Regions from separate parts of the Homo sapiens genome. Here region 1 is linked to region 2. Evidence: read pairs that join two places in POLR2A ChIA-PET (ENCODE). Cell type or tissue: K562. All regions are shown on one strand. Links, peaks and the distances in the headings refer to the core of each region. The heading gives the core; the rest is flanking DNA. Region 1 overlaps SLC22A23 (solute carrier family 22 member 23). Region 2 overlaps LOC100507336 (a long non-coding RNA gene).

The links. Peaks named below come from ENCODE experiments on the same cell type or tissue, not always from the same donor. Only the 100,000 strongest peaks of a DNase experiment are listed, where the experiment ranks them.
Region 1: POLR2A ChIA-PET joins it to region 2 with 5 read pairs; 2 of 35 experiments call an interaction of 5 or more read pairs at or near these places.

What each region holds. Positions count from the first base shown.
Region 1 is chr6:3,451,894-3,454,819 of GRCh38, forward strand. The region is part of intron 1 of SLC22A23 (solute carrier family 22 member 23); the gene reads right to left. Among named protein-coding and RNA genes, the nearest start is that of SLC22A23, 3.7 kb to the right of the region's middle. In K562, for the core only: a CTCF peak has its summit at 1,725; a DNase peak (open chromatin) is centred at 1,689.
Region 2 is chr6:3,671,548-3,674,473 of GRCh38, forward strand. All of the region lies in intron 1 of LOC100507336 (a long non-coding RNA gene), which reads right to left. Among named protein-coding and RNA genes, the nearest start is that of PXDC1, 79 kb to the right of the region's middle. In K562, for the core only: no CTCF peak of the experiment used is centred there; no DNase peak of the experiment used is centred there; H3K27me3 peaks cover 99 bases.

The DNA.
Region 1 (2,926 bases), core at 304-2,803, 220 kb before region 2:
CTGTATCGATAAGGGCTGCTTTATTCACCAGAAGTGAAAAACACGATGGTTGTGTGAGTATCTGAAGTACACAACCATTCTCTTTTTCACTTTCAGTACAGTATTCCGTAAGTCACACGAGATATTCAACACATTATAAAACAGACTTTGTGTGAGATGATTCTGCCCAACTGTGGGCTAATGTGAGTGTTCTCAGCACATCTGAGGTAGGCTGGGCTAAGCCAGCATATTCAGTAGGTTAGGTGTATTAAATGTATTTTCCACTTTCAATATTTCCAACTGATGAGGGGTTTATCTGGACACAAGACACAACACCATCCGAAGCAGAGGAGCATCTGTACCTGGTTCTTGTACAGAACACATGGCACACTCAACTGTGTGTTCACTGACTTAAAATCCATGATTGGCACCTGCTATTAGTCTGGCTGGTGGCTCACACCTATAATCCTAACACTTTGGGAGGCCGAGGCAGAAGGACAGCTTGAGGCCAGGAGTTCAACACCAGCCTGGGCAATATAGCAAGACCCCCCTCTCTACAAAAAAATAAAAATAAAAATGAGCCAGGTGTGGTGGTGCATGCCTGTAGTCCCAGCTACTCAGGAGGCTGAGGCAGAAAGATCACTTAAGCCTGGGAGGTGGAGGCTTCAGAGAGCTGTGATATCGTACCACTGGACTCCAGCCTGGGCAACAGAGCCAGACGCTGTCTAAAAAAAAAAAAAAAAAAAAAAAAAAAAAAAAAAAAAAAGCCTAGAGACTGACCTTGGGTTATTATTCTTAATCAAAGAAAATAATGTATATGAAATGTTTTATAAACTATAAAGGGCTGCACAAAAGAAACTGACATTAATGTTGTCATTATTTTGAAGGCATTGCAGATTCTGCGATGCAAATTCTGGTACCAATAACAAATACAAAGGCCAAGGCAAAAAATAAAAAGATCCTAACGGGAGAGATCTAGAAACTCAAAATTGTTAAGATGAAACCTAAGTCATGGTCATGCTACATGAGCCTAAAACTGAGAAAATCCTGATTTCATCCACCACTCCCAGGAAAACAACATTGGAGGGGTTGGTGATCATGGTCTGGAAGCAGAAGTATGTCATGTCTAGTTTAAGCCTAATGAATCAACTCTAGGTTGCAGTAGGGGAAGGACAGTATCCATCAATCCCCTCTTTGGGTTAGAACACACAGGGCCTGGCTGGGTTGGATTCTGGGTACCATGCTTAAGAGACACACATGCCAACCAGAGCGATAAGTATGGCAAATTTTTGCACGTATGGAATAGCTTAAGTACTGTAGATTTTTCAGCCAGGAAAGAAGCTATTGAAAACACATTTTATTTAAGAAATAATTTTTTAAAAAAAATTATTCTGAGGAGCAAGTGGCACAAATAGGCATGAGTTAACCTGAGTTTTATTTACCAAAGTGTGCCTTCCTGCAAGGAAAAGCAACTACGGGATGGACTAGCTGCCTTGTTAACAAAGCACTCCCTTTCCATCGATGGAAGTGTTCAAACTAGGATGGATAACTTCATGTTAGAGATATCATGCAGAAGGCGAGAGAGGCTGGTCAGCCCTAAGATCCCTTTTAACTACAATAACCTGGGATTCTAACTGGCTTGACAGTTTCACGTGTGTAGGTAGGTGCTAGGATACCAGCAGCCACATGAGAAAGAGGTCCAGAACTGTGCCTGGTAGCTCTTCTGTCTTCCTCTCCCTTTCTGACACCTAGGGACAGAATGGTGCATATATTGTAGGGCACACACACGCTAAAGGATACATACTAAATACAGGATACATGCTGAAGACAGCATGAGGCTTATTTGCAAGAGAAAGATCATGGAACAGAGCAGGAAAGAGGCACAAAAGGCAGCTTCTCAAACCCTGAGCTTTTATCCACTGAAAGAAGGCAAAGGCTCCTTCCACTTTCTGCTTCTACTTGGGATGTGGGCTGACAAGCACCTGACCCCTGGAACTCCTGCACTCACCATAGTGTACATCCCACATTAGTGCATCTGATACAGTATTCAACATACACAGCAGCACAGGAAAAGTCTGCCTTCCAACATGCCAAAATGTGCTTGAAAAGCTCTTTGAAGCATTTGTTATGTGCTTGAAACACACAGAACACTGGGAAGGCAGTCCTTTATTTAGATCTTTTTTGTCTGTGAAAATCAATATGTCCTTTCTAGGCTTTACTGTATAAGAAAATGTGTGTCTAATTATTGTTCCCAGGTTTCCCCTCTCAGTCTGGCCCAGTAACTGCAACGTGTCATCAAGCATCACCCAAAACATGCCACACACATGAGGGCTGTCTGTGACCCTCTCGAATGCTAATTTAGAAAAACTGCCCAGCTCTCCAATATGCCTCCATAGTCTGCTTTTAAGAACTATTTTTGTTCTCTCCTCCCACCGTGCATGGCTGAGTGTGAATAGCTGTTTCCTGGGTCCTCACTGCCAAGGTAATGGCACTCTATCCCATCTCATCACTTTCAAGTTCACCTCTACTTTGACCCCAGGACACAGCGCTCTTCACACATACTCACTTTGATCCATTATTCTCCCTCTGCTCTAGAAAGACACTTGAAATACTTAACAATGTTGCCAAATCCTCAGTCTGTCAGACATACACAGTGATTTAAATAGTCATTGTTCTTAATTTTTCTTTGCTGCTAAACCAACAAAGAAATATTGCCCTCCGTGAAGGGAAAACAGTCACAGAAACACCTTTAGAAAGCAGGGGGTAGGAGGTGGGTGGGATCAAGGTGAACCCAGCTAGAAGGACCTTCCCCATTACCTTGCAGGGCAGCAGGGGCAGCTCAGTCAGACAGTTCCCACAGGACAGAGCATTTCTGGCCAGGTTGGTACAAGATTAAAACAATGATTATGATGATGTAAGAGTTTATCTTACACATCCATGAGCTACA
Region 2 (2,926 bases), core at 172-2,671:
CCACCAGCTGCCAGACAATACCCACAAGGGGGACACACCAGCCTGAGCTTGGACTGACAGAGGACATCCAAAGAGAAACAGGGAGGAACACAGTTCTTGAGAACATCATTGACCCACTGAAAGTCTGCAAGCCTGCTTTACTGCCAGATTTCTGGTTGTATGAGCTAAGGAAGAGATTTTGCATTGGCTTTTCTATTATTTGCAGCTGAAGACACCCAAATTGGTTTGTGCAGTCAGGGCAGGGTGCAGGGAAAAACAGCCCAGATACAGAGGTTGCTCTGTGAGGGCAGCCAGCCTTCCAAATGACGGTGCACAAGATAGGGCCAGCTCAAATGTGGTCCAGGAAAGTCCTTGGTGCTGGAAAGGCCAATCTTGTGGAATAGAGCACAACAGTAGGAAATTCAGGCCATGGTGAAATATCAGGAGCCAGGTTGGATGCAGGTGTGTTCTGCATGCCCCAGATCTACGCAGTAGGCACAGCCATTGAGTGACACAATCCAGCCCTGGGTGAGGGTGGAGGGTGGGGATTCTTGCAAGAGCTAGTAATTCCATGATGATATCTGCTGCAGTTTATTACAGCCTTGCCGTTTGTCAGATGTTGCTGAGTGCTCTACATGTATTATATGATTTTATTTTCTTTTTTCCTTTTTTTTAAATTATACTTTAAGTTTTAGGGTACATGTGCACAACGTGCAGGTTTGATATATAGGTATACATGTGCCAGGTTGGTTTGCTGCACCCATCAACTAATCATTTACATTAGGTATTTCTCCTAATGGTATCCCTCCCCCAGCCCCCACCCCTCACCCACCGAGAGGCCCCAGTATGTGATGTTCCCCACCCTGTGTCCAAGTGATCTCGTTGTTAAATTCCCACCTATGAGTGAGAACATGTGGTGTTTGGTTTTCTGTCCTTGTGATAGTTTGCTGACAATGATGGTTTCCAGCTTCATCCATGTCCCTGCTAAGGACATGAACTCATCCTTTTTTATGGCTGCATAGTATTCCATGGTATATATGTCCCACATTTTCTTTATCCAGTCTATCATTGATGGACATTTGGGTTGGTTCCAAGTCTTTGCTATTGTGAATAGTGCCACAATAAACATACGGGTGCACGTGTCTTTATAGTAGCATGATTTATAATCCTTTGGGTGTACACCCAGTAATGGGATCACTGGGTCAAATGGTAATTCTAGTTCTAGATCCTTGAGGAATCGCCACACTGTCTTCCTCAATGGTTGAACTAATTTACACTCACACCAACAGTGTAAAATCGGTCCTATTTCTCCACATCCTCTCCAGCATCTGTTTTTTCCTGACTTTTTAATGATTGCCATTCTAACTGGCGTGAGAGGTATCTCATTGTGGTTTTGATTTGCATTTCTCTGATGACCAGTGATGATGAGCATTTTTTCGTGTGTCTGTTGGTGGCATAGATGTCTTCTTTTGAGAAGTGTCTGTTCATATCCCTTGCCCACTTTTTGATGGGGTTATTAATTTCTTGCAAATTTGTTTGAGTTCTTTGTAGATTCTGGATATTAGCCCTTTGTCAGATGGGTAGATTGCAAACATTTTCTCCCATTCTGTAGGTTGCCTGTTCACTCTGATGGTAGTTTCTTTTGCCATGCAGAAGTTCTTTAGTTTAATTAGATCCCATTTGTCTATTTTGGCTTTTGTTGCCATTGCTTTTGGTATTTTAGTCATGAAGTCCTTGCACATGCCTATGTCCTGAATGGTATTGCCTAGGTTTTCTTCTAGGGTTTTTACGGTTTTAGGTCTAATATTTAAGTCTTTAATCTCTCTTGAATTAATTTTTGTATAAGGTGTAAGGAAGGGATCCAGTTTCAGCTTCCTGCATATGGCTAGCCAGTTTTCCCAGCACCATTATTAAATAGGGAATCCTTTTCCCATTTCTTGTTTTTGTCAGGTTTGTCAAAGATCAGATGGTTGTAGATGTGTGGTGTTATTTCTGAGGCCTCTGTTCTGTTCCATTGGTCTATATCTCTGTTTTGGTACCAGTACCATGCTGTTTTGGTTACTGTAGCCTTGTAGTATAGTTTGAAGTCAGGTAGTGTGATGCCTCCAGCTTTGTTCTTTTTGCTTAGGATTGTCTTGGCAATGCAGGCTCTTTTTTGGTTCCATATGACCTTTAAAGTAGTGTTTTCCAATTCTGTGAAGACAGTCATTGGTAGCTTGATGAAGATGGCATTGAATCTATAAATTATTTTGGGCAGTATGGCCATTTTCACAATATTGATTCTTCCTATCCATGAGCATGGAATATTCTTCCATTTCTTTGTGCCGTCTTTTATTTCATTGAGCAGTGGTTTGTAGTTCTCCTTGAAGAGGTCCTTCACATCCCGTGTAAGTTGGATTCCTAGGTATTTTATTCTCTGTGTAGCAATTGTGAATGGGAGTTCACAATTTTTGTGAAACTCCCATTTTTGTGGGAGTTCTCTCTGTTTGTCTGTTAATGGTGTATAGGAATGCTTGTGATTTTTGCACATTGATTTTGTATCCTGAGACTTTGCTGAAGTTGCTTATCAGCTTAAGGAGATTTTGGGCTGTGACGATGGGGTTTTCTAAATATACAATCATGTCATCTGCAAACAGGGACAATTTGACTTCCTCTTTTCCTAATTGAATACCCTTTATTTCTTTCTCTTGCCTGATTGCCCTGGCCAGAACTTCCAACACTATGTTGAATAGGAGTGGTGAGAGAGGGCATCCTTGTCTTGTTCTGGTTTTCAAAGGGAATGCTTCCAGTTTTCCCACTCAGTATGATATTGGCTGTGGGTTTGTCATAAATGGCTCTTATTATTTTGAGATATGTCCCATCAATACCTAGTTTATTGAGAGTTTTTAGCATGAAGCGCTGTTGAATTTTGTTGAAGGCCTCTTCTGCATCTATTGAGATAGTCATG